Linked DNA regions of Mus musculus: all the other regions are linked to region 3. Evidence: chromatin loops called from intact Hi-C (ENCODE). Cell type or tissue: left cerebral cortex. All regions are shown on one strand.

Region 1 (8,000 bases), 170 kb before region 3:
TTGTCACAACAACCGCAATGGAACCACCAGAAAATGACACTGACACTCGCCAAAGGTCATAAACTATATGATTCCATCCAATGTTACATTCTTGAAAGTATTAAAGACTGGGCATAGTGGCACACGCCTTCAGTTCTAACACTTGGAAGGAAGAGGCAGGTGATTTTTGTGAATTTGAGGCCAGCCGAGTCTATATAGTAAGTTTCAGGATAGCCAGGGCTACACAGTGAGACTCTGTCTTAAAACAACAACCCCACCCCACACACAAAATAATAATAACAAAAAACTCACTCAAAATGGGATAGAAAGACAGGGATAGGTTAGAAGCCTCTAATTCCAGCATTTGAGAGGTAGAAACAGGTGGGTCATAAATCCAAAGCCATCCTTTGCTACATAATGAACTTGAGGCCACCCTGGGCAAAAGAAGACTGTCTCAAAAAGAAAAAGTATGCTGGGCAGTGGTGGCGAATGCCTTCAATCCCAGCACTTGGGAGGCAGAGGCAGGTGGATTTCTGAGTTCGAGGCCAGCCTGGTCTACAGAGTGAGTTCCAGGACAGCCAGGGCAACACAGAGAAACCCTGTCTCAAAAAACAAACAAACAAAAAAACCAAAAAACAAAAAAAAAGGTATGTGTTGGGGTAAAAGCAGAAGGAGTTATAAAGTTATAAACAGGCAACACGGTCTGGAGAGATGGCTCAGCGGTTAAGAGCAATGATTGCTCTTCCAGAGGTCCTGAGTTCAAGTCCCAACAACCACATGGTGGCTCACAACCATATGTAATGGGATCTGATACCCTCTTCTGGTATGTCTGAAGCCAGTGACAGTGTGCTCATATAAATAAAAATAAATCTTTACAAAAATAAAGGAGCAACAGGAGGCTCTTTATATAGGGTGGAAGGCTTGAGGGGTAGCTCAATATTCTGAATCAGTGTCAGTATTCTGACCATGCCATTGAACTATAGTTTTAGAAGATGTTACTATTGAGGGAATCAGGCTAAAATATAAAGGCATTAAACAAAAAGCTTAATAAAAACTTAATCCTGATCTACCCTCCTACCTTAATTACATGCCATTCTTTTCCATTTATCTACCATAGTGCCATACTGGACTTGGCTCTTTGTGAGGGGACCAGATGGCTACTTGAAGCTATATGTGCTACAGTAGTCTCATAGGTTGGAAGGTTTGATCGTCAGTACAACTCAGTAAAGAGTGCACATAGCCCAAATAACCTTATCCATTATGAAGACCAACATGCCAGCTTTCAGGAAGCCCAACAGAGCCAGATGCCTCCCACTCCAGACTGTAACAATGACTACTTCATCTTCTGCTATATTTCTGAGGCATAGGTCTACTGAGTAGAACAGCTCAGTTCACATTTTCTCTCCATCTTTCTCTCCCCCTTTTATGCTGCATGTGTATGGTTGAATTTGTAGGCAGAAGCAATGAAATCTATTTTCTTTTACCTCCTGTATCCTGACCCAAACATGGAAACTCCTTGTTAGATAGCCATAGTAGTACAGTTCTGTTTGCAGACACTCCCATGGGATTGGTTGCTTAAGCGCTTCCAGTAATAATCTGGGGACTGTGATGGTTTGTATATGCTTGGCCCAGGGAGTGGCACTATTAGGAGGTGTGGCCCTGTTGGAGCAGGTGGGATACTGTGGGTGTGGGCTTAAGATCCTCACCCTAGCTGCCTGGAAGCCAGTATTTTGCTAACAGCCTTCGATGAAGATGTAGAACTCTTAGCTCTGCCTGCATCATGCCTGCCTGGATTGCTACCATGCTCCCTCCTTGATAACAGACTGAACCTCTGAATCTGCAAGCCAGCCCCAATTAAATGTTGTCCTTTATAAGACTTGCCTTGGTCATGGTATCTGTTCACAACAGTAAAACCCTAACCAAGACAGGGACTATCTCCCACCCATGGTCAAAGTAACAAATGTGTGTGCATGTGCATCTGGAGGTCAGAAGATAATCCTTTCTAGGGTGCCATCTACCCCCTTTTTCGTTTTGAGATAGGGTCTTTCACTGGATTGAAACTCACCAACTAGGCTTAGGTCTTTTCTCAAGCACTTTAATGACCGAGGCTGAAACCCCAGTCGCTAAGTTAACACATTTAAAGGAACAGTGCTAGAAGTGTGAAAATTCTACCTTTTAAAAGTGAGACTGGTTTTTGGTTTCCAGTTTTGTATCATCTTGAATTTAACTTAGTATTAAGCCTCATAGATAAGGACAGGTTACTCACACTGTCTTTTCTATGCATACCCACTTACTAATACTTTACATGGAAAAGAGGAGACACATAAGATAACTCACCTTTACTGCATTGCCACCACCTTTAGGACCCTGAGACTTCTTGTCAGCACTGTCACTCCCAGAGGCTGCACCTCCTTTAGAAAAGAGAGGATAGGAACTCATTTCGACTGTACTTTGACATTTATAGATAGGTCCAACTCATAACACAAGGTAACCCATCCATTACAGCCCCAAGTTCCAAAAGGCTACATGGTGAGTCATGCAATCAAGTTAACTTACTCTGTGACTCATCTCTAATAACAGGAAATGTGCCGAACAAAATACTTCACAGAAAACAGATAAAGAAATGAGTGTGGGCATGGATGCAGGCACTCCAGAAGCCTGGGCCAGATTCTTTAGACTCCATTCCAAATCTTGCCTTCTAACTTAACACTGCCATTATATAAAATAATACAATTTCTATTATATTCTGTGACAGTGTGTTTGACACCTGAAATTCTAACATGCAAAATCTCCAACAATGCATTTTGAGGGGTTTGGTTTTATTTCAGAGTGCTTGGTGTGTGTGTGTGTGTGTGTGCATTCTTTTCCCCTTCAGTCTACCACAACAGCTACTGATATCCTCCTGGAATCTGCTACATTCAGGCTATCAAGCATTGGTAGCACATCTTACTTCTTTTAAGTTTTGTGTCGAAGGCAGCATATTAAGTGTTAGAGGCCAAGGTGTCTAAGATTAAATTAAGTATTTAGTTTAACAACTGTTTCCTAAATAATTCCCCAGTTCAAGTTCTTGGGGGTACACAGTGAATAGGATTCAAAGCCGCAGCCAAGGAGCTCGTATCCCAGTGAGGAAGAGAGACCACATTCTGAGAGTCCGACAAGCGAGAAATTGTGGAAGGGAACACATATGTCAGCTAGCCAGGTACCACCTGATGGATGAACAGGAGCTGAGCAGCTAAAGGACAGTGTACCCCTGGTGACCTCACACTCAGGTCCTCCTCAGCCTCCCACTGCTGTGGCATGTCTCTGCAGTGCCTCACCCATTTCTCAGACCTTTCTTTACAACATCTTGGTTCCTTGGACCTCTGGGGTATCACTCTACTACACTCCATTTATTTGTCTCTTCTCTGGGTTCCTACAACCACAATCTTAGTTCAGGCCAACTCTCTCTCTTACCAGAACTACTGAAATCATCTCTCTCTCTCTCTCTCTCTCTCTCCCTCACTACTCTCCCCTCTCTGTTTGTTTGTTTGTTTTTAAGACAGGGTTTCTCTGTGTAGCCCTGGCTGTCCTGGAACTCACTCTGTAGACCAGGCTGGCCTCGAACTCAGAAATCCACCTGCCTCTGCCTCCCCAAGTGCTAGGATTAAAGGTGTGCGCTACCGCTGCCCGGCTTGAAATCATCTCTTTAAAGGACCTCCTGGCCCCTAACCAACCTTAATTAACACCATATACAGCACACCTCATGATTTAGTTTTCTTCTGTTTTAATTTCCCCAACTTGCTTATTTGTTTTGAAGTTTTACTTCAGCGATGCTATACTAAACTGCCTTTGGGGCTGGCCTCTCCGGGTTGAGGACTCTTTACCCTATTGCTGCTGCTTATCTCAGCCTGCCCAAAGTATCTCCAGTTTGTTTCTTTACCCTCTTTCCACCTTCTATAACATAACTCTCACAACTACATTCGGCACAGTACTTAGAGGCTACTATCTTCCCCACATTGTCCAGCGATGAATAAGAGTTGTCTTAGTTTTCTAGCCTGAAAGCACAATGTTGTCCCCAACAACGGTCTTCAAGAAGCGAGTCCCTCCTCATGTGTGTGTGTAGGGGAGGGGAGGGGGGGGGAGGTACGTCCTGTTAGTTGTTAAGAGGCCTAGATGGACTAGATTGATCACTAGTGTAGGCTTCCTTTTATTGCTGGCGTTTCATCAGATTCAATTTTAGTGGGAATAAACCCCAGGTCACGAGGAACCATCCCCAGCAGCTTCTATTGCCCGCCACGAGGGTCCCTGCACTGAAACCTCATGGATACCCTGAACCACAGCAGCTCCTCACGCACTGATCTTTCCTTACCACAAGAAGCCCAAACATAAACCACAGCGGCTCAGGGTGCTCCCGGTGGCCCTGCTGTCCGGCTTATGATCACCTCCCTCCCCCACCCCACACAGCTGCAGGTCTACTCCTGTCCTTCTCCCCATCCACCCCTACGCTCGCTCCATGACTGTCTCGGCAGGTCTACCTTTCCCTCCTTTTCCAGAACCACTTTTCCCCTTCGGCGGCATCTCTTAAGCTGGCGGATGAACTCTCCGGCAACTGTTCCGGTGCTAGCAAAAGGACCCCTCAGGCCCCACAGGTATGTCCTCCGCAATGCCTGAAAGCAGCGTCACAATCAACTATTTCTGCTGCGGTTCCAGAATCAGGCATAGCTTGGAACAGACCCAGTCCTTTGGTTCTTTGACCTATAGGAGCTAGAGATGTTAGACCAATGAGAAGCCGAAGCCTTACGGGGAGGCGGGAACAAAGGTTGCCCAGAGACGAGAAAGCGCAGCCTCTATTCTGTTCTTCAAAGCTTTTACTTGCCCTCATTTGCACTTGTTCTTTGCTCTCTCTCGCCCCGCCCACTTTTTTGTGCATGCGCAGTGCGAGCCTCAGGCCACTGCAGTTCTTTGGCGTGGGCTTTTGCTTTGGGGATTCTAGACAAAGGGACAGCAGAGGGAGTTTAGATAATGGCCTTCTTCCGTCCTCTCTCCGACTGACACAGACCTGCACTCCCTAATGGCTTTTCTTACTTACTTGTTTGTTTATATTTTTGCAGCAGTAGTTGATGGGGTACAAAAGATGGAATTTTTTTTTTAAAGCCTATCATCCCATTGCCTGTGACAGGCAGAAGTCTGTCATGGAGAAACATTGGAAGCAGCCTAAATTAATTTTAAAATAACGATTATAAGCTGTGTGTACAGAAATAGCCTTAAGGAAGATTATAGACCAAGATGTAGAATGTGATTTTTTAAAGTTATATATCCTGGAGAACATAATCTATGCACCTAAAAGACAAACAAGGCATTAATGCTGTTCAGCAGGATAGCATGTGACCACTCGTGTCAATCTATATAGTATTCATGTCTCTGTATTTTTCCAGAGTTCTTTTCTTTTTTCCTTCCTTCCTTTCTCTTTCCTTCCTTCTTTGCTTCCTTTCTTTTTTCTTTTGATACAGGGTTTCTCTGTATGTAGCCCTGGCTGTCCTGGAACTCACAGAGATTTGCCTGCCTCTATCTTCTAACTGCTGGGGCTTAAGATATGTGCCACCACCTTCCAGCTCAAAGTTTGTATGACAGCACAGCATAAGGCAATTTAAAGCTTGGATTCTGGAGGCACATGACCTGCTTTAAAACCCCTTCTACTAGTCCTGTGACCTTGAAGACGCTCTTGGGCTCAGTTTCCATCTTCTGCGAGATGGTGTTGTTAAAGTATCTGCTTATGGAGTATCATGAGAAATAATTTCATAGTCGATGACTAACTGGGGGCGTTTACTTAAGATGAATAGCTTTTGAATTTGCATCCCAATGTGCTCTTGATCTCTCTTTCTCACTCAGTCTCTCTTTTTGAGACCAGGTCTTGCTTAGTAGCCTAGACTGTTCTGGAACTTACTATGTCCTCCTGCTTCTGCCTCTCAAGTGGTGGGAATCATGTGCCACTTGGATACATTTTTCTCTTTCCCCCACAATCCTCCCCTCCTCTACCAATAATTTTCGTATATGACATCTTTCCCTCTATTCCATGAGATCACTGTCCTATCTTGGCTATCTGACTCAGCTTAGTTTTTGTCTGTTTTTGCAATACTGGTGATCAAATTCATGGCCTCACCAAGGCCAGGCAAGAGCTTTATGGTTGAGCCACACCCCAGGCTAAAATTTTGTTGTTGTTGTTGTTTGTTTGTTTTAGATAGGATCCCACTATGCAGCCCAAACTGGTCTTAAATTTCCAATCCTCTCACTTCTGCCTACTGAATGCTAGATTATAGGCCTGTCCCACCAACCTAAGCTAAATTTAGCTTTTGAATAGTCTCTGCTGGATGTGGAGGTGACTCGTGGGCCCCTTTGTTTTATGATGCTATGACTTCTGGATGAATTTTGGTCCCTCCTTATTTCAGATTGATAGTATCAGCTGTGGAGAAGGTTCCCGATATGGAAGGGATCATTGCTTTTCCACATCAGAAATGGAACCCCAACCCCCATCTACTGACTTCCCAGGTCTGGTTGAGAGATGGGGTGGGGTAGTCAACAGTAATATGGTTGATTCTTGCTTAGGGCCAAGTGGATCAGATTATGTCTTTGTGTTTGCTTTTGCTTTGATTTTAGTTGGGACTGGCCTTCCCTGTAAGCAGTGGCTGCACCAGTGTTGGAGTGGGAACGTGGCAAGCCAGCATTCAAGCCTCAGTGAAAAGTCATTATGAAAGCTGGCCATGGTGGTACACACCACTCTAGCACTAAGGAGGTTGAGGCCAAAAGATCGAGGTCAGCCTGGGCTACACAGCTAGGATCTGTCAAACAGGGGTGGGGGTGTTAAAAACAGGCTCCAGAGCTACGGTTTAGTCAGTGAAGTGCCCACCATGCAAGCGTGAGGACCTGAGTGTGGCAGTATATGCTCATCATCTCAGTGCTAGGGAGTCGGTCACAGGAAGATCACTCATCTATCTGAAACAGCAATTCCCAGGTCCCAGTGACAGACTTGATTTCAAAAAGATGGAGAACTCTTGAGGAATGACTCTCAAGGTTGACCTCTGACCTCCACATGCTCACACACTTATGTGCATATATGTGTACATGCACCCACACACATGCAGAACAGGACAAAACTTGAATGGATGATACAGCTGACTTGGAACCTTGTGAAACTGTATTGCAGTAGATAATCATGGCTACAAAGACAATAATCAAGCCTGTGTGTATGACTGAATTTGTCCAAAGCAGTGCCTGAAGAGCAATAGCTCCAGGAAAAGAATAAACAGTTGTCCACTGCAGGTCCAACCGGACATATATAAAATCGTGTACTCAGGCTCAGTTGGTTGAGTGCTTGCATAGCAAGTATTAAGCCCTGGATTGGATGCCCAGCACCATGTGAAGCCCTGGATTGGATGCCCAGCAACATGCATGTGTTGGCATATAGTCTTGGGAGGTAGAGGTGGGAGAATCAGAAGTTCAAGACCATCCTCAGCTACATTGTGAGTTTGAGGCTAGCCTGGGCTACATGAGATCCTAGCTTAAAAAAAAAAAAAACTATAGGTAGGTGGTGGTGTTATATGCCTTTAATCCCCAGTACTCAGGAGGCAGAGGCAGGCAGTTCTCTGAGTTGGAGGCCAGCCTGGTCTAAGAGCAAGTTCCAGGGCAGACAGGGCTACACAGAGAACCTTGTCTTGAAAAACCAGAAACAAACAACCAAAAGCTATATATGATGTCAACTATCCAGTATACATCATAAAAAACTTGGTGAAAAAAATGGTGAAAATTGCAGTATTTGAAATGTGAATTTATAACTTTCATTTTCATCTGTTAACATATGCTGTTATATCTCTTGTTATGTATTTTTTTTAATTCAAGAAAGGCAATAGGCAGGTATAAGTGGTACATGCTTTAATTCTTGACACTTAGGAGATACAGGTAGGTACATAAGAAACTCAAGTCCAGCCTTGGCTCTATAGCCAAGGCCAGCCTGGGATACATAAGCGCCTATCTTAAAAACAGTAGAA
Region 2 (8,000 bases), 520 kb before region 3:
CATGGTGTAGTTCATTGGACTCTGTAGTAAGCGCCAGCAACTAAAATCTGAAAGAGAGAGCAGTTATTTTATTTATCATACTCATTTATTTATTTTGATAGAATAATGAGAGATTGGTTGTGCCATTGAAGAGAGCCAGATTTCTAACAGGTTCACAACTGGTCTACTACCTGATTCACTGGCAGAGTTGTTGACCAAGAAATAGTTTGGTGGAGTGTTGGGGACACTGTTCCAGTAATACTATTATACATATGCTTACCCCATGCAACATTAGCACTCTCTCAAGTGTGGGAGTGGTATTCACTTTAAGACCCAAATACCAAGACTTAGTCCCTGTCTCTTCCTCTGCTCCCACCTCCTGACCCTGGAGCTGCTGGACTACAATGTCCATTCCCACTGATGAAGGCAGAAAGGTCATACCGTTTTGCTCAGTGGCCAGAGAAGGGGTCATGAAAGCATGAACAAAGATAGCAACAGCAGATGTGAAAGGATAGTGCTAGAGAGCAGTCTTGCAGGCATTGCCAGTAGAACTTAGTGAACCAGCCAGGCGTGTTGGAACATGCCTAACATCACAGTACCTGGGGATAGAGGCAGGAATATTGCTGTAAATGTGACACCAGCCTGGGGTATGTAGTAAGAGCCTGTCTCAATGAATAAATAAATGACCCTGGGTCATTGACTTGACTGCTGAGAGTAAAAACAAAGGGGAACTTCAAAAATACCCAGTTCCTTGTCTAAGTAGGAAGAAATGTTGTTTTCAGCTGAGGCTGGAAACAGCAATCAAAAAGTACATCAAGGCTAAGGTGATGGCTTAGTGAATAAAGCAGTTGCTGCCAAGCCATGAGGACAAAGGTTCAGATCCTCAGAATCCATGTGAATGCTAAGTAGGTGTGGTGGCCTGCCTGTAATTCTGGTGCTCAGAAAGTAGAGCTCAAATCCCCAGAGCAGGGTGGGTATCCTGTATCCAGTGTGCTCTGGGTTCAGTAAGAAACCCTGCCTCAGTGAATAATGTGGAGAACAATGAGGAGGCTATCAGATGTCAACCTTGCGCCTCCGTGCACATCACCCACACACATGCTCACACATAAAAATATACAGGTACAGGTACTGTAATGATTAACACTTTAACATTAAATCAACTTGACAGGAACTAGAATTGTCTGGGAGATGTGCCTCTGGCGTGCCTGTGTAGGGGCGGGGAGCGGGCGGTTATATCTTGATTACATTAATAGATGTAGGAAAACCCATCTTAATTGTGAACAGAACTATCCTCAGAGGCTCTTGGACTAGATGACTAGAGAAGAGGAAGGAAGGCAGCATGCATTCATTCCTATTCTGGCTGGATGTAATGTGACTGCTGCTCCAAGCTCCTGATGCTTTGGCTTTCTTTCCCACCATGCTGAACTGTAATCTGGAATTCTAAGCTAAAATAAAGCCCCTTTCCATTACAGTTGCTTTTGTCAGAGTATTTTATGACAGCATCAGGAAAAGAACCTAAGATTGGTACCAGGACATGGACCCCGTTGCTGGGGTAAATCTGACTGCTTGATTCTTGGGCCTTTGGAATTGTTTTGTGGCTGGAATATTGGCAAGTTTGGTGCTTTGGTCTTAGAAAAGCCACTGAATGATGGACGTAGAGTTGAATGAGCTGATCTGGTAGGAAAATGGGAGACAAGAATGCTAAGAGAAATCTGGACTATGAGGATTCCTGACTCAGATTCATGACAGAATGGTCAACGTGACTTGATTGTTGGTTGTCAGGTTGATATCCTAAACTCAGTATATATCAAAAAAATAATCCATCCTTGAGACCTATGAAGCCAAACATGTTTGGGTCATTCTTGACTCCTCCTGCTCATGAGTCACATTCGATCGCTTAGATACTTAAAAAAAAGGGGGGGGGCAGTAATTCTGTCTTCAGATGTCTACAGTCGGTCTTTATTCTTCCTCCCCGTGGAAGCTACTAACATTTCTCTTACTGTATTACAGCAGCTGCCCAGACAGTGTTCTTGCTTCTAGCCTTGTCCCTTTGATCTGTTTTGTGCAGAACAGGCACAGTGACCCTGTCACAACATAAATTAGATCCTGTCACTCCTTGGCTTGTCATGCTGCATTGGCTGGCTGCCTCCCCATTTCACATAGAGTAAAACAAAACAGTCCATGCTCTGGTCTGCTCGTCCCTACCAAATACTCCTGTATCCCGTCCCTTGGTGAACTATTACTCTCTTCCTTCACTGACTCCTTGTGTTCACCCCTAGGCCTTTGCCCTTGCCATTCCTATTTCTTCCTTGCCCCCCCCCCAAAAGCCACCTCAGTCCCTTTGGGTCCTTGCATACCACATTCTCAGTGGGGCCTCCCTGTTTATACCTGTCGCTTCACTGCCTAGAATCATACCTAGCATATAGCAAATATTCAATAAAAATGTTTATAAGGACAAATGAGTGTGAATGTTGAAGAGATGGCAGAAAAGTAAAAGTAAGAAATACTGATTTTAGTCCTTGGGGTATGTTCTTATGTCATTACCGATCAAATTATTGATTGTCAATGTTTAGAAAATAGAAAATAAATTAAACTGCAAAGATTAGCTACTACCTTATCAAGGTATGCTCCGATATGTGTTGGCTGAATCAATGATAATCTCTTAACAGACTGAATGAAATTATCAGAACATAGAGATAGTGGGGAGGGGAGGAAAGAGAGAGGCTGGGGTGGGGAGAGGAGGAGAGAGGGAAAAGAGATTAGTGTCATCCCAAACTTAGATAAGCCTTTGTAGTGTAGTTGAGCTTATCAACCATTAACTGACTGAGCTGTTACATAAGCATTGCATTTTAACCAAGAGACCACTAGAGGGAGCGCAAGGTTAAGCAAGAATGTTCTCTAAATGAAATTCTCTTACCTTCATTCGCTTTTCTAGTTATTGGTCCAATTGTCATCTAAACTCTTCCATCAGTTCAGAGCGTTCTCCTGAACTGACTTCTTTCGTGTGTCTTTAATAAATATTTGTGATTTGAATGGAAGGATGGATGTTTAGAATCAACATATTGTCACCTTGACATCTGTTTTACTAGGTAACTGTGGCCCGCTGATTTCCCTTGAGAAATCACCCTTCAGAGTTTATAAACTACTAATAAATATTATATTCATGGTACTTTGTTCTTAAAGAATCATTAGGCAAGAAGAGCAAGAGTCATGGAGTCTGTTGCTTTACTCTTGTAAAGGCTAGTGTCAGACCACAGGATAAGTTGGGTGGCTGCTTGGGCTGCCTGTGTTCTTCTCCGCCTCCGCCTCCTCCCACACTCCACTTCCTGGGCCAGTGACAGCTGATAAAGGTCCTATTTCCTGAGCTTGTTTGATACCATGGAAATCATTAGCTCTACTTCTGCACACAGAGATTGCATTACTGTCTGCAATGTGCTTTAGGGCTCTCAAGTTGTTTGGGATGAGCAAAGTTTAGCAGACAGCTTTATTGTCTTCGTAATCATTGACCCTGCTGACATTCGCTGAAGGGATCTTAGGTCTGGATTCGGAACTATCTGTGCTGGCTTCCTGAGGAATGTGGACTCCTTGACCTGTTGTCATGTCATGGTTAAAGTCTTTTACTGCCCTTAATCTAGGCCTCTGAGTTGGACCCTCAGTTTAGGGATTTTTTTCATTAATAGAATAATTTCAAATAACCTAGAAATAGGATTTTCTAATAAACTTTACTTACTAGAAAAAATGTGAAGGTATTTAAACATGGGCACCTCGTAGAGCGTTCCTATACCCCGCACAGTTTTCTCTGCATTCAGTATCTCACACGAGCATGGTACACTTGTGACCGTTAAGGAATCAATGCTGGCGCACAGTTGTTACCTGCACTCCACAGTCTATTCAGACAGCAGCTAAGTTTTCCTTTGGGTTCCTTTTCTTTCAGTACTAGGATCCCAACCAGGCCGCCATACATTTACTCATGATGTCTGCCCAGGTTCCTCTTGGCTTTTGAAGCTTCTAAAACTTTCCTTGTTTTTCATGATTTTCAGTTTTCAAGAGTACTGCTCATATTATTCAATATAGTATTATTTTAGGTTATTTTATCTATTTTCTAATCTGTTTCGTGGTATCTTTTCAAAGGAGCCGGATGACAGCCAAGTCTTCTTTTTTTGGTTCTTAGCACCTCTTTGGCTTTAGTTTAATTTTTCCTCTGGCATCTATTTTAACATTAATTCCAAATAGTTCCTGGAGCTGCTCCTTGCTAAAGGAGGGGGGACTAGCCTTCCATTCGTGATCTCTTGGAGAAAGCCTTTCTGTTCTCCACAGTCAGCCAGCTCATGCTGTCATCGCCTTGTCTCAGGAAAGTCAAGTGGGGATTGTAGATCCAGATTCAAAGTCCGTATCTGTACCTGACTGATTTCTTTTCTCCTTTTTCTAATGTCTGAAATAGTAAGAATTCTCATTCTCAATTTCTGTTTAACTGGAAGAAGAGCCCAGAACTCTGGTGCAAGGAGCAGATGGTGGCACCCAGAGAAGCACTGGCCCCGGCTTTCCAGCATGTACTTGTTCTGCAGCCTGGCTTTCCAGATTTCCATATTTTGGTCATTATCACCAAGTAAAAGTCACCCCCCCCCCGCCGCCATGTCCTCAAATTTTAATCTAATTATGCACACAATTCTTACACAGTTGATACTACTGACTTACTTGGGATGCCAGCAAGCTACATTTACTTCCTAGCTGTCCTTTGTTACAATTCCACAAACCTTTATTTTCTGTGCCTTTTAAGAATTAAGGGATATGGCTCTTTAAATTGTTCTAGAAACTAGGGAAAAATCTAAGTAAGGCATAAATTGAGATCAGTTTAAAACTGGTCTTGTCTGATATACCTTAATGGCATGACAATAATAAAAATATGAATTTATTTTACAAAATTCAGGTTTTTAATTTTTATGTGTATTCATCTTTTGCCTGCATGTATCTAGGCAACATGTACATGCAGTACCTGCAGAGACCAGAAGAGGGCGGGAGATCATCTCCTACCCGCTTCCAGGACTAGAGGTACAGACTATTGTGAGCCACTCAAAATTGAACCTGAGTCTTCTGGAAAAGCAGTCAGTGCTCTTAAACTCTGAGCCATCTCTCCAGCTCCCCACAAAGCCAAATTTTATCTTCTGGTAATATAGGATGTATTGTAGACAGGTTAGAGCGTATACTACATGAAGGAATGCTGTGGGGCAGCACATGGCTCTCTCCAGCATCCTTTTTGTAAGAGATGATGACGGTTTCATGTAAGCCAGTGGTTCTCACTAATGTTATGGCTGGGGTCACCACAACATGAGGAACTGTATTAAAGGGTTGTAGCATTAGGAAGGTTGAAGCTGCACTGATCTAAGCAGTATCATGGAGGTTGCTAAATTCTTATTATTAATATCCTGACCAGGACTCCCCTGCAGTAAATTTTCTACAAGATATATTTATATTCATAAAGAAGGTAACATCATTTAACTTCAAAGATTTCTGTTTGCCCTCAAAAGCAAAGAAATTTTACGATAAGCATTATCAAAATTTAGTAAAAACATTCTAAGAAATGCATGTTAATTACATGAATTATGACATAAATTGTTGAGATTCAACTCCCAAGAAATAAAATTATTGAGAGCAATGGTATAAATTATGAACAATTCTGAGTGCCCAGGGAAATAAAGGATCTTTGCCTCTTACTGGGCACAACTTGGAATAGGCTCAATATTGAAGGCGGCTCACTGAGACTGAACGATTTATCTGAGTTATGCCCTCGATCGCATTTTTGTTTCTGATTTAAAATCAGTTTTCTTCTAGGCATTATCTATAGCTAGTTAACTCAGGCAGTTACAATACATTCCAAGTAGGGCCCAAAGCGTGATTTTTTGACCTTGTATAAACCCATTAGTTTTCATATGCTCAAATGGTACTACTGGCCACACCATTTTTCTTTTTTTGAGCTAGCCATCTCTTCAAAACTATATCCTCTGTCTCAGAGAAGACCAAACTGGTGGCTGGAGATCGATACATGTAAGTCTCTCCTAAAGCAGTGTGTCGAGGGAGCAGCTGGAAACCCCTTTTCTCCCAGTGCTGCACCAGTCATGTCCTTTCCGCTGCTTTGCCTCACTGTGTTGTACGAGTACCCGGAAATACAGAGCTATGTCTGTTCCCTCCCCTGTTTTATATTCTATTAGCTCAGGGAAGATTTTCATTCCATTGAGCACCAGACTGTGGGGTATATTTTTGGAAGCAAGTGTAGGTGTACCAGAGCCAAAAAAGGTTGGGAACAACTGTAGACAAACTGATCTCACTGTTCCTAGAGCTGCCAATTCTAGGCATGGAGCCCTTAAAGTGGACTATAAATGTCGAGTGGGTGGTTAAAAGAAAATCCATTATGTGGGCCTAATTTCTGATTTCCCATAATCAGGTGCCTGTGTTTTGTGTACATGCATATTTTGTGTGGAGAGAAGCAGGTGTGCATAGAACTGATTTATTTAGCTATATTAAATCAGAATTTGAGTCTCATTGAAAGAAAAATATGAAGTGTATAATTAGAATAGGTAATACTTTTTACTTTTATAAATGCATTTTAGATATATTGTGCTAACATTCCTATTGAAGGCAGTAGGTTAGACTAGCAATTTTGCGGTAGAAAAGAAACTAAAGCAAAGAGACTTGGGTTCTTGGTTCCTATCCCAGTTTCTATCTTACGTTTATAGAACATATACATCTCTAAAGCTTGTTGGACAGAAATGTGAAATAAAGTAAAAGAAGGAGTTCTGGTTTTTCCTTCGCCTTTGGGAGAGGAAACAATCAGTTGTAAATACTAAAGGTTGATCTGTAAAAGCCATCGAGTCTGAGTCAGTTCTCACAAGTGCTGTGCATTTGACAGCCACGTGAATGGGGCTGCAGGAGTCGTGAAGAGGTATAGGAAAGAGCCCAGAGAAAAATAGCATAGGAACGTTTGGACATTAGACACGGAAATGGTGGGATGAATATGTGTGTGTGTGTGTGTGTGTGTGTGTGTGTTTGTGTGTGTGTGTGTGTGTATGTGTGTGTGTATGTATGTGTGTATTGTGTGTTTATGTGTGTGTGTGTGTCTGTGTATATGTGTGTGTGTATCTGTATTTGTGTATGTGTGTGTGTGCATGTGTATGTGTGTGTGATATGTTAACCAGCCCTACCTTACAGTAATGGATTCACTTATTCTTCCTTTTCTAGATCCTTGGAGGGCGGAGGGGGACGGTGTGGTGAGGGTGAGACAGGCTCTCACTATGTAGTCCTGGCTGTCCTGGAACTTGCTGTGTAGACCAGGCTGGCCTCAAACTCAGAAATCCACCTGTCTCTGCCTCCCAAGTGCTGGGATTAAAGGGGTGACAGCACACAAAAGACCTGCGCAGTTTAAACTGGATAAAGTGCCAGCACTGTAAAGGGCAAGTGAGCACAGTGTCCCACCACTCGCCAAGAAGCTATATGCAATTGATGTCTTCTGGGAGCTGTAAACCAGTTTTCTCCAATGGAGTGTCATTAGGCATATCAACCACACTCCAGAACAGACCCAGGAATAGTTGGCCAACCCAAAATGGACTCTGTGTGTGTGTGTGTGTGTGTGTGTGTGTGTGTGTGTGTGTGCGCGCGCACATGCATATGTTCTGGTATATTTTTGTCTTACTGAGTTGGTTATTTTGATTTTCAGGTTTTTGTTTTGTTTGTTTTATGGCTGTTACATGCCTTACCTTGCGGAAAATATTTATTACGCACGAAGCAGTAATCAGTATCTGTGTATAAAACAAAATCAGTAAGAGGGCAAGGCTTATCTGGCATAGATGGCATAGGTGCTTTAAGAGAGAAGGCTAATATACTCATTCAGCAGGTAAGAGCATGAAGCTGTATGGGTAGGAGATGGGGAGGATCTGGGAGGAGTTGGGGGAGGAAAAGAATATTGTATGAAAATTAATAAGAAAATTATCAATACATACAACACTGAATCTCCTTCTCTAAATCCTTAT
Region 3 (8,000 bases):
TAGAGTTCATTTATCCAAACCCAAAGCCCCACCTCCAGCTGAGTTCTTGTGTGCAAGAAGAACTTTTTCAATATAGGGTTCAAGCTGTGGGCCCATCAGCGCTTGCCTGGCATGCACGAGGCCTTGGGTTTGCAGGCACACTGCTCTCCAATCTGTATTGTTTGGGGACCTGGGATCTTTAAAGGTTGCTTTTTCAATACTGCATAGGCCAAGTTTTGACGGGTCTGGAAGCAAGCTCTTTTTCAGGGACTGCCCACCCTTAGGTGTAACCTCTGAATGTCCCCAAGTCTGCTTCTGCTAGCATCACTTGTGGCTTCCCCTCACTATTCTTCCCCAGTGGCTCTCAGTACAACGTCTACCGTGGCCCTAGGCTTCCCATGTAAGCTTTAGAACTTTGAGGACCTTGGCACCATAGAGAATCCTAACTCAAAAACAAAATGAAACAAACAATCAAAAGCCAGGACAAACAAACAGAGTTCAGACATTTCCTGCAAACTAGTAGGTAATTTGGAACCTGAAGCCCTTGCAACTTGTTGTGGTGGTCTATGACTTGGGTGGTGTCACTGGACACATGTGGCCACTGAGATCCCAAGGGAGGCGAGGACATGCTTGAAACCTCTTAATGTGCAGGCAGAGCTAAACCTGGGACTCGAGATTACTTTCACTTGGGCTCCAGAGGCAAATGAAATCTCCATCCTTCTTGTCACCCCCTCCCCTTCTCCTGCCAGTTCCTATTAGAACCTTTTCAGTCAGTTCCTGTCAGAACATGTCAGCTTCACAGTCATCAAACCACCGGCCCTACCCTGGATCAGGCCCTGTCACCTCTCTAGCCACCAGGCTTTGTCACCTCTCTAGCCACCTTGTCTGTGTCTTGCCTTCCAAGAGTACTTCCCTGATCTGGGCTTTTCTCTGTCACATACCTCAAATGCCCAGGGCGTTAGAAGAAGCAGACAGTTCAAGCTGCTCACATACCACCCTTCTGCCTACCTTGCCATATCAGAGAGGAAGAAACCAAGTCTAAGCCAAGGAAATAGCCCAGCGAGGTTTAACAGTGAGCAAGAACAGAGGTAGAGCTGGGACCAAACCCCAGGTCAAAGAGTCATGGTCTGCAAGCAGCTTGTTTCATGCTATTCCCATGACATCACCGCCTCTCAGAGCTACACTCCCAGCGCCTATTGTTTCAGGTAACGAGTGGAAATGCTGTTTTCAACAGCTACATAATCACGACTTCCCTTTCTATGTGCTCATTTGGAAAATGCGAACAATGCTCCTTCGCTTTCTCACTGGTCCCCAGGACTCTTCAAGTCAGCCTCAGCACCACACACCTCCTCCTTATCTGCTCTAGGAATGGGTGGGCCCCACCTAATTGCCAACCATTTTTACAAATATTTTTACTGGCCGGGGCCCAAAATCAATTTTCTGGTCTCACATTCTTGAAGTGCCCTGTCGATCAGAACCATCTAGAGCTCTTGGCCTTCCCGCCATCCCATGCCTGGCAGGGAGAGGACATTTGGATTTCCAAAAAGAAATGAAGGCTGGGAGTGGTGGTGCACACCTGTAATCCTGAGCTTGGGAGGTGGAAGCAGGAGACTCGGAGTTCAAGGTCATCCTTGGCAGCATAGTTACCTGGCTACAATGAGACCTGCCTAAAGAAAAGCTAATTAACTAAATAACCCTTTAAAAATAGAAAAGAAAAAAGAAAGAAAAGCCATGAGAGGGTGGAGGAAGGACAAAGTGAGATGTTTGAGTTGTGAAGGATAAAGAGGGGACTAAGACTAAGTCCTGTCCCCTCCCAGGAGCCTAGATCTTGCTTATAAAGACACAATCTGAAAGGAGGTCATGGAGTGAGCAGTGAGCCAGGTTGGACTTTGTTGGTGCAAAAAGCAGTTGTGTGTGAGCTGCCACAGACCATTGAGTTGGGGTGATCTGAGGCAGCATTGAGGACCCAGTGTCCCATAATCAAAAGAAGTGGGGGATTCATTTGACTCAATGTTTCTAGAAACTGAGGATGCTAAATGTGACGGAAGGAATGTCTGATTCCAGATCTTGTCAACTTCAAAATCAATGTTAGCCATAATAGACATCTTAAGTTCAAGGCCAGCCTGAGAAATGGAGTGAGTCCTTTCTCACCCTATCTCCCAGAAACTCAGAGAGCTCGGGCACCCTGACAAGCGAACTCTAAAGCATGGTGAAAGAGAGTGAAGAAGAGGATCCTGGGAAGCGAAAAGTCAGTCTGGGAAGAAGAGCTGAGCTGAATCAAGAGGCCATGGAGGACCTTGATTGTCAGACTCAGCATCATCCATTCCAGTCTACAGGGAGGAGGGTGTCTCAAAAGCTTCTGAATAGAGGAATCACCTAAGAGCACTTTAGCTTAACTGTCTGAAAGGATGTTCCAGTCTCAAATCTATCTCTGACCCCTTGTCTGACTCTAGACTATTCACCTAAGCTCCTTCGATATGAAGACGTGTTACACTGAAAGCAGGGACTGTGTGTGTGTGTGTGTGTGTGTGTCTTTGAAAGGCAAGGACTAAAGACAGAAAAGAGTTCCCATACTTATATTGAAGCGTTAAAGAAGCTGAGAAAATCAGCTTCCCAAAAAGTTACCCAGGGTTATGGACTTGCTTTAGGGATTCTCCCTTGGACAAGTGGGGCAATAGGTCCCTTCTCCACCTTTCCCTCCCAGCAAGGAGTTCAGCACTTCTTTCCTGTGGCCCTCTGAAATAGACTTAGGGAGGCATCCATACCATGGTGTGGAAACAGCACTGGCTCAGAGAAAGCTCTCTGAACTTTCCCAAGGACTTACACTGAGGAGCCTCAGCTGCTTAAAGAATCAAGTTTGGGATTCTCAGCCAAAACGTCTTGCCATCAGAGTTATTGATAGAGGGCAAGAGACCACTGTCCAAGCTCATGTTTTTCTTAGGAACATAAGATTCAGTCTGTACCAGTTCTAACTGGATGAGTGCCAGTGTGTGTGAATTGTAATGGAAGCATTCCAAACGCCAAGCACTACTTTGGACGGTGAAACTATGGCTGGATTTTTATTTTATTCTTAGTACAAAAGTGTTGACTTGTTTTCCTACAGCAAAATTGTGCTAGTATAAAGATCTGTAAACAACAAAGCCTTTATTTTGAAATACAATTAATACAAAAAATAAACCTCATGACAAAACACAAGTACAGACTTTCATGTCATAGATAATTTATTCTAGGGGAGTTTGAGGGAAGACAGAGTGAGGGGGTGGGGGGGGAGAGGAGCACGGAAAATAGGCAAGTTTGTAATCTGAAGCCGAGCTAAGTCAGAGGTCAGAAGCTCTGGCCAGGCCCTAACCTATACACTTGGGCTCATTTCTGGAAGCACATTTAGATTCAGAGCCAGGTCTCTGCTTTTCTCCTTGAATGAGGGAAGGGAGGCACAGGGAGGTGAGGATGGAGACCTCTATTTTGCCAAGGCTCTTTTCTCTCTGTCTTAATCTCCATCTGGCTAACATCTTCATCCTGGACTCTTCTGGGTCCCATGTACTCTCCTGAACGTCTCTAGCATTCCCTGGACAAATGAGTGTCTATTGTGTGTCAGTAACTGTTGTGTGCTCCCAGAATGCATCAGCGACCAAAACAACTCAGTTCCAAGGTGCAGCATGAAGCTCTTGCATGTATTTACTTAGGTGTCCCGGGTCAAGCATAAGCTGTTTTCTGCTAAGGATCATTGTTTTAACATTTGGTTCTCTTCCTTCTCTGCACTGTGACTGGCTTTCAAACATTGTGAAGATGTTCACAGTGAATGAATGAATGAATGATGGTGCTTAAGTTTGGGTTTGGGGATGTTGCTCAGTTGAATAGCACTTATCTATTATGCACAAGGCTCTGGGTTCTACCCTGAGCAAAAGCTCAAGGACACACACACAGAGCAATTTCAAGACAAAAAAAAACACGACGACAGTGGGACGTTGGTCACCGATAAGTAGAGCACGTTCTCTTGCCCTGCATTACTGTCAGCTCAAATCTTAGGCCACTTTCCTCAAGTGGCAATCATCAGAGGAAAGAAGGTTGCAGGCTAAGTCCCTTGGGCAGATCCATTTTGAAAAGAGGTAACCCGCTCTATCAGGGACCCTCTCTAAGGAATGGATAATGCTGCTAACTTTAGACAGCTTAGGCTAAGCAAGAAAGGCATTCTCCTTCGGTGGGTAGGGGGATCCACTGCCCCATCACTCTGTGCAGGGATGAATCATTCTGAAGTACACTTCCTTTCTCTTAAAAACAGCAAGGCTGCCCTGGCATTCATTCCCCCATTCGCCCCGCCTCTGGGCTGCTGTTCATCCCTCCCAGCCAGAGGCAGCTCCAGCCTTTTTTGTTTGGCTTGCCAGCAGCTGCACAGCAGCGCCCTCTGCCGCCCGGCATCAGGCTTTCATGCCGCCCGTCCGCCCCAGGAGCGGGGAGGAGCAGGGAGCTAGGCGGGGGCTGTGCTGCGCCAAGCAGCCTCCAGTTCCGGAGGTGCGCGGGGACCATGACTCACCGCCCGCCGCTCTTGCCGCCTCCGCACGCGCCTGGTGACGCGCGGAGCTGCACAGAGCTGCTCTGCTCACGCAAACCAGCCGGGGCACACTTGGCCTGCTCTGCCCTCCTGGGCCCCAGTCCTGTATGAACCCCAGCATTATTCACCCCCCCCCCCACACACACACCAGAACCTCGCGTCGATTCATTACAACTTCTGATGGGGATAGAGACTGAGGACCAGGGGAAGATGGGGGCGAAGGCAGGGAACAAACCGCTAAAGAATAGGGGAGGGGCTATATGACTCAGTTATGTGTGACTCCAAAGTTCAGGTGAGATGGGCTTTCCACAGCATCAAATTGCACCCCTCCTCCACTCACACACACCAGACACACTCAGGAAGGGTCAGTTAAACGATGATGTCATAAAGGACTTTGAAATTCAAGCATTATAGCAAACATTTACCATTTCAAAATTAAAAGCTGTAAAATAGCTCCTAATGAGAAAGGCAGACAGGTGTGGGGCTTGAGTGTGTGAAATGCTTTGAGTTAAGGAGCGGGACACAGAGCTGGGCATAGTGACACATGCACTTGGGAGGCAGAGGCAGGCAGATCTCCTTGAGTTTGAGACCAACCTGGTCTACAAAGTGAGTTATAGGACAGCCAGAGCAACATAGTTAAGAATAATAGTGAGACTGTTTCTAAAGCAAAGCAAAACAAGACCTAAGCATGGGAATAGGAGCAGGAGCTGTGAGTTAGGAATGTGCACCAGAAATTGGAACAGATGGGAGAGAGAGAGGCAACTAAGATGACCCTGGAACCTTGGCAGGATGTGCAGTTGAATCAAGTGCATGACATGGACATGGCTCTGGGGTTAAGAAGGATTTACTAGTAGATCAAAAAGTTATGCAGTTAAAGTCCACATCGCCTTTGCACCCGCCTCTGGTGTTTGCCACTGCCTGTTTTATTTTCTTTATTAGTAATATATTGCTTGTTTCCTTAGACTGTAAGAAACACAGATCACAGCCTGCAGCTAAGGTCCCACCTCTGCTTTGGAGACAATAAACATGCAGAAGAGAATCCAGATTTGTGAGGGCACGGCCTATCCTCTGGGCTGAATGGAACATAGGTAGGCACAGCACTGCTTGCCCAGACAGCATTTGTGGAAGCCAAAGAAACCCTAATCCAGGTCCTACTGTTCCCTTTGAGGAAAGTGTGGAAAGCTGTAGCTAACGACTGCTTCCCCGTGATGCTGAAGGTCTTTGTAGACCTAAGGTTTGACCCTGAGAGAGCCTGATGAATCATTCAGACAGCTCCAGCCTGAGCCAAGCATCGAGGTCCATTTGGTTTCCATGTGGGTACCTGTGGCTAGTAGCACCACCGAACGGACATGGTGCTCTAGAGCCACAGAAAAAAAGTTAGACATGAGTAACCTTTCATGCTTCTGCATCCACTGGTATTCCCACCCACCCCACCCACCATGACTTTCTGTCAGCCTGAGCTCTACCTAGAAAGGCACCACCCCACCATTTCCTGACAGTGTTTAACTAGGTATGCACGTGACTACATCTTCTTTTTCTTTGTGATCAGGAAAAGAAGGTATTGTCTCTATTCGTGGGTACTACTGAAAAACAGACTAAGCGTTCACGGCCTGTTAAAGATTTAAAATAAATATTTAACTTCAGGAGTCTGAAGTTCAGGCCTTCACAAACAGACACAAATAAGGGGAGGGCGTAAGTCAGGGAGGTGAGTTCTATGTGTTCTTTAGCCCTGGCTCCCTTTCTTGCAGGCTTTGGTGGTCTTTGTAAAGGAGAAAAACATTGCACGAAGGAGGAAAAAAAATGTCTGGTCTCCTTAAAGCAGTCTATAAGCTCACTACTATTCCAGCTAAATTGCCACAGAAATTATTCATTGGATTCAACAAACTCATTCTAAAGCCAGGAAGCATGCAAAGAGAATGCTAAAAAAAACACTTTAGAGAAAATAAAGTGAAAGACAATTCCCTATACAAAGTATTAAATCCAGAGTACTTAATGGATTGTGGTATGGACATAGCAGTAGGCATTTAGAGTGCAGTGGGAACTGCACACTGATAACTGGGATAAAGTGAACGAGGCTTTAAAAAAAGAGTATAGACTTCCAACTCTACTGTATTAGGGATAGACGAATAGACTTGAAAATCTCTGCACTGAGTTCTTCCAGTGTCATCGGCCCCTTCTGGTGGACAGTTTTGGAACAAGAACTAAGTTTTCATGGTGTAAATGGGTTCTGTGCACTATTTTCTGCCTACCTCCTAATGATTTTAGGATTGCCTCTTTCTTCATGGGGGCAGGGGTATCATTAGAGTAGCGAGAAAGACCTCATTAAAGGAAACTCCTTCTGATCAAGAGAATAGATCTTTAGCCTGAATGGGGACCTCACATTCCAGTTGGCTGGGTCAATCACCTGGCCAAGCGACCATCCCTCAGGAAGGCAAGACCACTCCCCAGAAGGCAGGATGACCTTATACTATGCTAAAGAAACAGGAGGAATAATTATCCCTTTAATGCAATATGGTATTTTTCCTTCCCAGATTTCCCTACTGCAGTCTCTTATAGAGCATAGCCACACTACTTCCTAAGCTAGTCTGCTTTTCTGAATTGCTCAGGAAAGTATGACTTTGCTTCTTTTTACTTCTGTTCTATCTATGCTTTTCCTAACACAATGGGCTTCTTTTCTCTTTCTATAGAGCCCCTGTCCCACCATGTAGCTGTCTGCTATCATAAGGTAATCTCCGTGTGCATTTAACTGAAGTTGCACCCCTTTCTCCCCTTCATTCTCTTCTGGGAAGCTTCTGAGGTCTGCCACTTGCCTGACTTTGGGTTTTCATTTTAAGCTATAATAAAATTGTATCTGAGCTTTAAAAAAATAAAAATAAAAAATGAGAGAAGCAAATTTAAAGTTTAAAACTCAAAACAGAAATATCCAGGTTCAGTGGTTGTATTGATAAATTCCCCCAACTGTGCAGAGAATTTTACAGTAATTCTACACAAAAGATTTAGTTCATTGTTAGCATATTAAAGAAGAAAGAGTCATATGATCATGTCTAACACCCATAATAAATTTTTTTTTTTTGGTTTTTCGAGACAGGGTTTCCCTGTGTAGCCCTGGCTGTCCTGGAACTCACTCTGTAGACCAGGCTGGCCTCGAAATCAGAAATCTGCCTGCCTCTGTCTCCCAAGTGCTGGGATTAAAGGCATGTGCCACCACACCCGGCTATAATAAACTTTTTTAAAAATCTGAAAATTAGGAAAAGAAGAGAAATTCAAACTCAAATCTACAGCTGGGCATATAACCCAGACCACGTATCTGATCATCAAAACTTGTTCATATCAGGAAATTGGGGCCCAGGCCTGTCATTCTTGCCAACAAGAGGCTGAGATAGAAGGAACGTTGAATTCAGGGCCTGCATGGGTTACATTCTGAGACTGTGGCTCAAAAGAATTCACAAAAAAGATGAATAATTGTTCTTTA

Evidence for each region. A loop is a pair of places that touch in the nucleus more often than their neighbours do. Peaks named below come from ENCODE experiments on the same cell type or tissue, not always from the same donor. Only the 100,000 strongest peaks of a DNase experiment are listed, where the experiment ranks them.
Region 1: it touches region 3 in a loop (2.8-fold over the local background); 3 of 42 quality-filtered maps call a loop at or near these places.
Region 2: a loop joins it to region 3, with 4 times the contacts of the local background. A loop is called at or near these places in 3 of 42 quality-filtered maps.

What each region holds. Positions count from the first base shown.
Region 1 is chrX:102,116,058-102,124,057 of GRCm38, reverse strand. Pin4 (protein (peptidyl-prolyl cis/trans isomerase) NIMA-interacting, 4 (parvulin)) reads right to left here and starts at 4,589. Exons shown (of 4, transcript NM_027181.2): 1 at 4,494-4,589; 2 at 2,317-2,390. The coding sequence starts at 4,536. In left cerebral cortex, a CTCF peak has its summit at 4,914; a DNase peak (open chromatin) is centred at 4,756; H3K4me3 peaks cover 1,266 bases; H3K27ac peaks cover 785 bases.
Region 2 is chrX:102,473,979-102,481,978 of GRCm38, reverse strand. The region is part of intron 4 of Hdac8 (histone deacetylase 8); the gene reads left to right. It overlaps Gm32262 (a long non-coding RNA gene), which reads right to left. Exons shown (of 14, transcript XR_003953070.1): 10 at 1-8,000. Among named protein-coding and RNA genes, the nearest start is that of Hdac8, 27 kb to the left of the region's middle. In left cerebral cortex, CTCF peaks have their summits at 2,844 (motif pointing right) and 4,974 (motif pointing right); DNase peaks (open chromatin) are centred at 2,844, 4,995, 6,255 and 6,802.
Region 3 is chrX:101,950,798-101,958,797 of GRCm38, reverse strand. All of the region lies in intron 1 of Nhsl2 (NHS-like 2), which reads right to left. Among named protein-coding and RNA genes, the nearest start is that of Gm25828, 42 kb to the right of the region's middle. In left cerebral cortex, a CTCF peak has its summit at 4,380 (motif pointing left); DNase peaks (open chromatin) are centred at 2,914 and 4,430; H3K4me3 peaks cover 233 bases; H3K27ac peaks cover 960 bases.